2 separate regions of the Homo sapiens genome follow, and region 1 is linked to region 2. Evidence: read pairs that join two places in POLR2A ChIA-PET (ENCODE). Cell type or tissue: B cell. All regions are shown on one strand. Links, peaks and the distances in the headings refer to the core of each region. The heading gives the core; the rest is flanking DNA.

Evidence for each region. Peaks named below come from ENCODE experiments on the same cell type or tissue, not always from the same donor. Only the 100,000 strongest peaks of a DNase experiment are listed, where the experiment ranks them.
Region 1: POLR2A ChIA-PET joins it to region 2 with 7 read pairs; 2 of 35 experiments call an interaction of 5 or more read pairs at or near these places.

What each region holds. Positions count from the first base shown.
Region 1 is chr5:78,620,580-78,625,954 of GRCh38, forward strand. The region is part of intron 2 of LHFPL2 (LHFPL tetraspan subfamily member 2); the gene reads right to left. Among named protein-coding and RNA genes, the nearest start is that of LHFPL2, 26 kb to the right of the region's middle. In B cell, for the core only: no CTCF peak of the experiment used is centred there; no DNase peak of the experiment used is centred there.
Region 2 is chr5:78,724,760-78,730,134 of GRCh38, forward strand. All of the region lies in intron 3 of LOC124900191 (a long non-coding RNA gene), which reads right to left. Among named protein-coding and RNA genes, the nearest start is that of LHFPL2, 79 kb to the left of the region's middle. RefSeq lists enhancers at 3,027-3,321, 3,287-3,396. In B cell, for the core only: no CTCF peak of the experiment used is centred there; DNase peaks (open chromatin) are centred at 3,192 and 3,342; H3K4me3 peaks cover 803 bases; H3K27ac peaks cover 2,011 bases.

The DNA.
Region 1 (5,375 bases), core at 150-5,149, 100 kb before region 2:
CACATTTATTTGGTAAGGTCTAGAGACACTTTTCATGGTCACGAATGGGGAAGCAAGGTTCTACTGGCATCTAGTCAGCAGAGGCCAGGGACACCGCTAGGCATCCACTATAGGAAGCACAGGACAACAGAGCACCCACAATGCCACATGATCAGCGCAGAACGCTATGAGCACCGAGGCTGAGAAACCCTGTGCTGGGGCGCCCGCTCTAATGGAGCCGACTGCCAAGCAGCTCCAAACTATTCTCAATGTGATTTCTCTCTATTTTCGGACCATGTGTGTACAGTTTAATTTTTATGAGTTAAATGCACATATGCCGTGGCTCCAGTGAAATATCTCATTTTTAAAAAGAGTTCTCCTACTAAAAGAAAATCATCATTCTCAAACTCCTTTTTTTTTTTTTTTGGAGATGGAGTCTTGCTCTGTCACCCAGGCTGGAGTGTAGTGGCTCGATCTCGGCTCACTGCAACCTCTGCCTCCCAGGTAAAACCATCATTCTCATTATGACACCATCCTTTAACTGAATCCTTAGGAGTCACTTTTAATTTAGAATCCCCAATCTCATCAATCATAATAAAAACAAACAGAAAACAAACCTTAAAGGATTCAGTATTCAGTGGTTCCCAAATGCTCTGGTCCTCCGTTTCTTAAGATAATGAGCTGAAATGTTTATGCATGGATGCAGGCAAACCCCAAGTTAGAGAGTAACAGCCACTCTTTCAGTGCTGTCGTCTGGCAGAGGGAGAACAGCAGCAGCAATGACACAGACAGGGTGTAATCTGAGCAAACACACTCTAGACCTCTCCACCCATTCCTAAGTCAGCACAGATGCCTGCCTGCATCTCGGTGGAGTTACTTTCTTCCTTGCAGTAATACTCTCTCTCACACACCCTGCTCTGTTTGTGGCAGTCATGCTTTGGTTAACACTTACAAATCAAAAGCTGTCAAGCTACCAGACAGAAAACACCATTTAGAAACTGTTGGGTTCACCTTTGGAAAACTCCTGATAGTCATTTTTATTGGGTCTCTTCCACCACAAATTTGTAAAGCTATTTCCCATTTCTAAACATTAATTGCTACTTTCCTCTTAAAACGTGGTTTCAATGACACCAATACATGGCAAGTAAAACCACAATTCCCTCAGTGAAATAAATTACTGCATTGCTGGGTTGGTGCAAACTGCAGTGCAGAACTGTTAGCAGGTCAGGCCTGTTAATGGTGTGTGATACATTGCTATTCTCTCAGGACAAACATAAATACATTTTACACAATTTTTTGGCTTTGCCTTCCCCTTTCCCCCTAAGCTGTTGGTCCAGGAAGTAGAATCTAACTGCCCCACAAAGCAGCTGGCCACCAAGAATGGTCCTCACTAGTCAGTGTTCCTCCCGAGAAACACATACTCTCTAAGAAATCTGACCACAGGGCTCATTTAATTTTTTAAATGACTATTAATTTTAACTCATCTCAAAATACACACTCTAGAAGTCCCTTGATTCTAAAAGCATAGGAAGCCCCGGTAAATGCCAGTTTCCAGCACCTGTCTGCTATGGAGAAGAGCAAACATGACACAGGAGCTCCAGGACACTCAGGAGCAGGCTTCAAAAGCGACAGGGTGGCACCAGCACTTACATGCACTACATGCCTAAAACAACATCAGCTACCTAAACGCTCTGAGCACCTTGGCTGAGGGGCAACAATTAGGGAGAAACTTTCAGAAGGCACTGGATTACTCAAAGCAGACTCCCTCCTATTACGATAGCAGCGCCAATGACTACTTACTAAATTCCAGGTATGCCTTACATAGGTTCCCTCATTTAATCCTCCCAACAATTTTATGAAGTAGGCATGATTATCCCCATCTTGCAGATGAGAAGACTAAGCCCTGGAGAGAAGAATAATTTGCCTGAGGTCATAGAGCCTGGGAATGGGGAGCAGGGCCTGGACCCTGAGCCTGCCTGACTCTTAAGGCTGGGGCTTCCCACCACACACCACACATTCTGCCCAGAATTCAGTCCTTCCTTACTGTGGCAAAATGCAGCTGGGAGGGGCTGTCTCCCAAGCATTCTCTTCCTCCAAGGAACCTGACAAGTCTCTCTAATGTTTCTTAACTGGTAAAATATTTAAAGGGGCTGCATTATCACCAAACAAAATCTAACCTTGTGTATTTAATCATTAACATTTTTAGGCTACAGAAAAGGCATGCTCTTTAGATTCAGGGTGAGCTGGGCTGCTTGTGAGGTACAACTGGGATCCAGAAAAGACCAGAAGATACAGACTGAGACACCACTGAGGCCTGCCTAGCTGGAGGAAGAACTTGGAGACCCTTAACGGGGTCAGGCCTTGTAAAGAAGGGGGATGAAACTGGGGTGATGATTGGGGATCTTATCTAGGCTGTGGGAAAACAGCATGTGTAATAGGGGAGGAAATCATCTAGAGGAAAATAGAGAAGATACAAATGGAAGAAAAGATGGAACACATCAAGATTTCTCTGACTTGCATTGTAAAAATGGAAGCAAATTCTTACAAAATAACCACAAACTTTGATTCTTATACTTCCACTCCATATAAAACTGTACTTAAGTGATTTAGACCTTATTCAGGGAGTCATTAACAAATGCATGTATACTATTTGACTTTGCAGGAAGAAAACCACGAATATGAACCAATCTTCTTGCTTATTAACATTAATTTTTATAGCGGATTGGAATCTTACGAATACAGAACTCCATCACATTATTTTCATTTTATAGCAAGTTGAAACCCCATTAATACAGAATTCCATCATGTTTCAGCATTTAATTTTGTAAACATGAACACTATTGTTTAGTCTCCATTAACTTTCTTTCTGCCACTATGGTTATAGACCCCCATAGATTGCTTTAAAAAGAGAAAGAAAGAGAGAGAGAACTATTGCATTGAAACTATGTCACATGCAATAAGTATACAAATAAGCAAAAGGTGTGCCTTCATCCACAGGCAATGCTGAAACTCTTCTGCACTAAAGAGTGTGCATTCTAAAATACCCTCCATAAATGCTTAAGGCTCATAGCTGGGGAAGGTGGGCACTCCCACCTCACTTTTGTTTATACTTTCAAGAATCCTGAAGAGAATAATCAAGTTTTCCCCACATGTAAATGAATGAATGAAACTAGATTTTCCAAATAAGCCATTTTTTATTAACACATATGTATTCTTAATTTGTTTCTAATTTGCATGGCTTTGCACACAGTATATTTTGGGTTCAAGTAAACATTTACCATTTGCTCCAAAGCACTACGCTAGCACCACACAACAGGACAAGCTCATAGATAACTATATCAGTGCCAAAAAACAGCCCCCATGAGAAGTTCAAACACCAGACTATAAGGACACTACCACCAAATCACTTCCTAAAGGCCTGGTTTTCCCCAGAATAACAAAGTAACGATTAATGCCACTGTGCAAGATGAAATACACTCTTTTCATTCAAGCTCTAATAGCCTAGACAACAGTCATTCTTCTTGCTGCTTTGGCAACTGGCTCAACTCATTGCTGGCCTGCAGAGAGCCTGCCAGCTTTAGATCAATAAGTCCTGTGATCTTTAATACAGAACAGAAGCCACAACCCAACTGATTCTTTCTGTAGTCATCAATCAGGGTTTGACTCCAGCTTATCTCTTGACCCACCGGGAGATGGGCTGTCTGCCACACATCCCCTGGAGAGAAATGAGAAGGGTTGTATAAAGCAGGCACCGGCAGAAGTCAGGGAAACCAGTGAAAGGGATTTCCAGGAGGAACTGTGTTCTCTGTCCCAGAGGAGGCACACAAATTCCACCCAAAAATGGTCAGCTGTCAAGGATTCCAGAGGAAGCACACTCTCCCCTAGATAGCAGGCCAAGTGGTAAAGCCTGAAGGTCAATTTCAAGAGACACATCCTCAGCCAGGCTGGGAGGAGGGCCCAGAGTGGGCAGATGAAACCTAGCAAGCAGCAAGCAATAAAGTCTCCGCAGATCAGAGTTTGCGAATTTAAATAACATTTCTTGATTTTGCAAATTCTCTTTAGCAACTTTTAATCTTGAATTAACCTCCTATAACTATTCTAAATTTTAAAACTCCCTTGTAATTGTAAATCTCTTCTTGTTTGTGAATTAACTAAGAAGTTAAATAAGACAGATAAACAAACAGCAATGCTTTGAGTTACCAGCCTAGAAGTGGCTGTGTGGCTTACCATCCTGGTTTTCTTTTCTTTTTTTTTTTTTCTTTTTGAGATGGAGTTTCGCTCGTCACCCAGGCTGGAGTACAGTGGCGCAATCTCGGCTCACTGCAACCTCGTCTCCTGGGTTCAAGCGATTCTCCTGCCTCAGCCTCCCAAGTAGCTGGGATTACAGGTGCCTGCCACCACGCCCAGCTAATTATTGTATTTTTAGTAGAGATGGGGTTTCACCATGCTGGCCAGGACTACCCTGGTTTTCTAAGTGCAGCCCACTGTAAGACCTGGTTTCCTTGGTTGGGGCCCATGGCAACAGAGTTGCAATTCTCCAAATGGAGTTGGACAGTGGCAGAGACCCTGTGTGCAGGACTTCATCCTACTCCTGTTGCTACAGTGACCAAACGTGACCTTCCAGTCACACCTGCAGCATTCTATACGTACACACACACACACACACACACACACCCCTCTACAAACAGAGGGTAAGTCTGATGAGCTCCAAGTCACACATCCCTCTGAAAAGGCGGGGACTGGGCTGCAAAACGAGGGTAGGCTCCTAGCTGCTGGTAAGGAAAGGGGCAACTTCAAGCCTATTTTTTCCACAGTCATCTTGATTCTTCTGGGGAAGCTGAGCTATTGGGGCCATCGTCCAACTTCAGAGGGCACCACTCACACACAATCCAATGTGAAAGGAGCCCCATCTGCTGAGCAAAGTGGCAGTCCTGCCTCCTACCCACCCCCAAACCTGAACAAGCCTGTCTTCACCACCAACTTTAAGGAGCCAGTTTGATTTTGCTACATCTCCATTTTCTAACCTATATATAATCTCAAGATAGCCTCAACTACATACAAGTTATTTGGCAACACTTCTACAGACTTTTCTGCCTACAAATATCTCAGAGAGAGCACTGGATTAGGAGTCGGAAGTCGTATCTTCATTTATGTCATTCATTCACCAAACAAATGCATGTTTAAGTACCTAATACAATGCAGGCACCAAAGGTATGAAGGTGAACAAACAAGACAGACAAGAGCCCCTGGCCTCACGGGGCTTTAGCCAAGTTATTCAGTGTCCTAAACTGAAATTAAGGGGCTTAGACAAGAAGCTCTGTGAAGTCTCTCCCAGCTTTCCTATTCTCCACTCTCTGCATTGGCGCCAAGAGGGGACTGAAGCATTCTGGAATGTT
Region 2 (5,375 bases), core at 239-5,238:
GATCATGTGAGGTCAGGAGTTTGAGACCAGCCGGGCCAACATGGTGAAACTCCATCTCTACTAAAAATACAAAATTAGCCGGGCATGGTGGCACATGCCTGTAATTCCAGCTACTCAGGAGGCTTAGGCTGGAGAATCGCTTGAACCCGGGAGGCAGAGGTTGCAGTGAGCTGAGATCGTGCCATTGCACTCCAGCCTGGGCAAAAAGAGCAACACTCCATCTCAAAAAAATAATAAGAGGAAGAAAAATAGTTTCAGGCCAGGTGTAGTGGCTCATGCCTATAAGTCCAACACTTTGGGAGGTCGAGGTGGGAGGATCGCCAATGATCTTGAGCCCAAGAACTCAAGGCTGCAGTGAGCTATGGTCATACCACAGCACTCCACCCTGGGGCGACAGAATGAGACACTGTCTCAAAAAATAAAGTTTTAGTCAATTTATGTTTTATATTTTAATTGTAGAAAATGTTAAAAATATAAGAAAACATTAAAATTACTCATAACCTCACCTCCCAGAAAAAGAATTAACATTGTGTTTCACTTTTGTCCCATATATACATGCATTTTTAAAATCTGTTTTGTGCCCTGAGTTCTGCTCAGGTTTGTCCCTTTCTCTGATGATCAAGGCTTGGTACGTGAGTCAAGGTGGTCACCCCAGTTGCCATCTTCTCTCTGGATAAGTTCATTCCTTACAGGATGCTCAGGCTCTCATTCAAACTTCTGGTGGGCCTGCCCCAGCAGTTTCCAGAAAAGCCCAGGCATTTCTGAACTTTATTTTGTATTTATTTATTTATTTATTTATTTATTTATTTTAAGACAGAGTCTTGCTCTGTCACCCAGGCTGGAGTGCAGTGGCATGATCTTGGCTCACTGCAGCCTCCATCTCCCAGGTTCAAGCAATTCTTGTGCCTCAGCCTCCCAAGTAACTGGGATTATAGGCACGTGCCGTCACACGGGGCTAATTTTTTGTATTTTTAGTAGAGACAGGGTTTCACCATGTTGGCCAGGCTGGTCTCGAACTCCTGACCTCAGGTGATCTGTCTGCCTCGGCCTCTGAAAGTGCTGGGATTACAGGCATGAGCCACCACACCTGGCTATGAACTTTAGCTTGGACTCAATCTGGACCATGCTCCCATGCCCTGGTCCCCAATATTCTTTGTGAAGAAGGATAACAGAAACATGGCAGCTGCATTCTAATATTGGAAGGGTGATTATGGAGCAGAAGGGGCACAGAGGCTCTTTGAAGCTCTAGGGGACAAAACTAGGTTGGGTGGAAAGTAGAATAGCTTACTTCAGAAGCAGAGAGTTCTCTGCCCTTGGCAATATTCACTTGTGGGGATGGCTGTGGGATCGAGCATGGAAAGCAGAGATAGTCAGTGACAGTGTCCTTGTCAGAAGGTTCTGTGACCGTATGTATTTCCAGGGTTGACTCTGTATCTACATGGCATGATTTATGGGTGTCCTGAACATTCTTTTTTCTTTTTTTTGAGATGGAGTCTTGCTCTGTCACCCAGGCTACAGTGCAATGGTACAATTTCGGCTCATTGCAACCTCTGCCTCCCAGGTTCAGGTGATACTCCTGCTTCAGCCTCCCAAGTAGCTAGGACTACAGGTGTGTGCCACCTTGCCCAGCTAATTTTTGTATTTTTAGTAGAGACGGGGTTTCACCATGTTGGCCAGGCTGGTCTTGAACTCCTGACCTCAGGTGATACACCCACCTTGGCCTCCCAAAGTGCTGGGATTACAGATGTGAGCTACCGTGCCTGGCCAATGGTGTCCTGAACATTCTGCCTCCACATCAACAATCTTGATCATGGCTGTAGCCACGGGGCCCAGGACGGGGCCTGGCACATTGCAGGCACTCAGTAAATGTTTGTTGCAATGAATGAATGAACCAACCTGGCTGCAGTGGCTGCTCCTTTGCTCTCCACTTTTAGAGACTATGGACCAGCAGACATGCTGGACTTTGACCAGGGCCTGGTGGGAAGTGCTGAGAACTGCTGGCTTCTTATTTCACAGAATTATCCATTTTCTGTTGTTTCTTGGGAGGGCCCTTGGTCTTAGCTTTCACACAGTGGTATGTAGAATGAACTGGGAGACAGCCAATTTAGGCTTTTTCATCTACCAAACAAACCAAATCCATAACATTTGATTTGATGGATGGAATCCCCGGTGGATGATTTCACTCAGCCCTTTAAACAATGGAATGAGACCACTGGCCTCCTGCAGACTTTCTCTTGATGGGGGGTGAGGGAGGAGTGGTGGTCTGGAATGGGGAGATAAGTGGTAAAGGATGGAGGCTGGGTGCAGTGGCTCACGCTTGTAATCCCAGCACTTTGGGAGGCCAGGGTGGGCAGATCACGAGGTCAGGAGATAGAGACCATCCTGGCTAACTTGGTGAAACCCTGTCTCTACTAAAAATACAAAAATTAGCCAGGTGTGGTGGTGCACACCTGTAGTTCCAGCTACTCGGGAGGCTGAGGCAGGAGAATCACTTGAACCCGGGAGGTGGAGGTTGCAGTGAGCCAAGATTGCACCACTGCACTCCAGCCTGGGTGACAGAGCAAGACTCCATCTCAAAAAAGAAAACAAAAACAAAAACAAACTTGGCCGGGTGTGGTGGCTCACGCCTGTAATCCCAGCACTGTGGGAGGCTGCGGCAGGTGGATCACTTGAGGTCAGGAGTTCGAGAGCAGCCTAGCCAATGTGGCGAAACCCTGTCTCTACCAAAAATGTAAAAAATTAGCTGAGTGTCGTGGCGGGCTCCTGTAATCCCAGCTACTCGGGAGGCTGAGGCAGGAGAATTGCTTGAACCTGAGAGGCGGAGGTTGCAGTGAGCCGAGATTGAGCCCCTGCACTCCAACCTGGGTGACAGAGTGAGACTCCATCTCAAAAACAAACAAACAAACAAACAAACAAACAAAAAACCCTCTACAAAATGGCATTTTAGGACTTTATAATATTAATATTTTTGGCTGCTTTAATGAGTATGAGTAGCTGTTCCATAAGCAGATACTATGTCACATAGGGTAGATTTCAAGCCACTGCTTTAGAAGATGGTATGCTTGAATTGATTGTACACCTGAGGACTGAAGTTGAAACCACCAGCTAGAAGTGAATGCTTTTTGCTTTGTCATGGGCCAGTGGACTTTGCCTGGGAATCTCCCCTGAGCTGAGGCCAGCAAAGGTTGCACTCTGAAAGAGTATGAAAGGGTGGCGATATGTCTCATTGGTGAACCAGGTAATGGAAAATGCCTCTCCTCATCCTGCACAAGAATGCCAAACATCAGCCACAGTGCTCCCTTTTCTTTTGTACCAGTGTGGTTTATAGAAACTGGACAGTATCAGTGGACATTTTCTCTGGGCTTTTAAGGGGAACACATTGTATCTTGAGGCATTTCATCTGCAGAACCTGTACTTAGAACAAAGAAAAACTTCTGCGTGCTCGGTAAACAAAAGATGCCCAGTTTCCCTTCCCCATATTGCCAGCTGCCATGACACACAGTTTGGCCTCAGCCCACTCAACCACAGGTGAATTTGACCACAACCATACACCCTCGCAACCTACCAACTACAGTGACCTAGAGATAGCACTTTCTAAATGTAAAATGTCATTAATATGAGTGTTTATTGTCTAGCAATAAAGTTATGCCTATCATCAAAGTATCCAGGATCCAGAGGGAATGGAATAGGGCAGTAATTTTGAATCTGGTTGTGATAAAAGCCCAAAGCTAGACAGGCAAGAGGAGCGTAAGTGGCATGGCTTTAGCCTGCGTACTCTCAGGGTCTTATCTGCTGTCAGCCAGGTAGGAGCCTGTGGCTTTAATTCTACCTCCCCAACTTCCCACCTCACCCCCAGAACTAAACTGCCATCGGTCTCATATACCCTCCTCTGTCCCCAGTGACTGAAGTCACCTCCAACCAGGCTGTGACTACCAGCCTTCCTTTTTCCCTTCATGATTTTTCCAAGTGAAGGGACTAAATGAAAATATAAAGCAAGTCTTGTGATTTTTCTGAGGCTACATAAACTACCTGCCTCATTCCAGTGAGCTCTGCAGGGGTGTAACCTCCATTTTAACAAGGTTATGATATACTAACCCTCACCCCATCACCCCACAATTCTCTTCTCTCACCATGGACTAAATATTTTTCTTTGTTCCCCCAAAGGAAGCTTACTCCGTAAAGATTTCTGAAAAAAAAAAAATTTTTTTTAAAGGAAAATGTGCCAGGGCAGAGATGGAGGAGGTGGTAGGGCAGGCTGGGAGGGTGGGGTAGGGAGGTCCACAGGCCTCCCTGTTCACATCACACAGAACGTCCCTTAGAAAAACCCTCTAGAGGCCAGGCACAATGGCACATGCCTGTAATCTCAGCACTTTGGGAGGCTGAGGCGGGTGGATGGCAAGGTCAAGAAATCAAGACTATCCTGGCCAACATGGTGGAACCCCATCTCTACTAAAAGTACAAAAATTAGCTGGGTGTGGTGGCGTGTGCCTGTAGTCCCAGCTACTCAGGAGGCTGAGGCAGGAGTATTGCTTGAACCTGAGAGGCAGAGGTTGCAGTGAGCAGAGATCGTGCCACTGCACTCCAGCCTGGCGACAGAGCAAGACTCCGTCTCAAAAAAAAAAAAAAAAAAAAAAAAAAGAAAAAGAAAAAGAAAAGCCCCCTAGACATATCTCTCCCCACCCCCACCCTCCATGTCCCCTGCCTCCGTCTTCTGAAAGCTCCCTTTGCATCAACATTCTAACCTTTCCCTTCATCCCAAACTCCCCATCCCGAATACCTCATCCCTTCTCTCATGCAAAGTAAGTTAGTTCCTGGGCCTGCAGAGACAAGATGACTTTATGGTTCATAAACAAGAGCTCTCCCAGCTACCAGGAGCCCCACTAGTGGAAACATTTTAAATACCTGATCATTTTCCTGGGTTTAAAATTTTTTTTGTTTCGGTTACCTGCACAAACTCATCCAGACAAATTGTACATGGCCTCCCTGGAGGTCCCCCTTGCCAAGCTGAGCCCACAACTTTGATGGTGGCAGCTTCTCGCTATGCCACACTGATTTCTGAAATGAGCTCGAGTCCACAAGTGGACCCCCACTGACCCCCCAGGTAATACACCCCTCAGTTCAGATTCAAAGCTTTTGGGGACCCCACTCACGGGTGGCTTCTAGGTACGCAGCCTTCGTGGCAGCACAGGCCGCATGGCTAGAATGCTCCTGCCTGTGGTTTAATCCTCTGCTGTTGCCATCTTTAATTTTTAATTTTTATGGGTACATAGTAGTTATATATATTTATGGGGTATGTGAGATATTTTGATACAGGCATACAATGCATAATAATTACAACAGGGTAAATGGGGTATCCATCACCTCAAGCATTTATC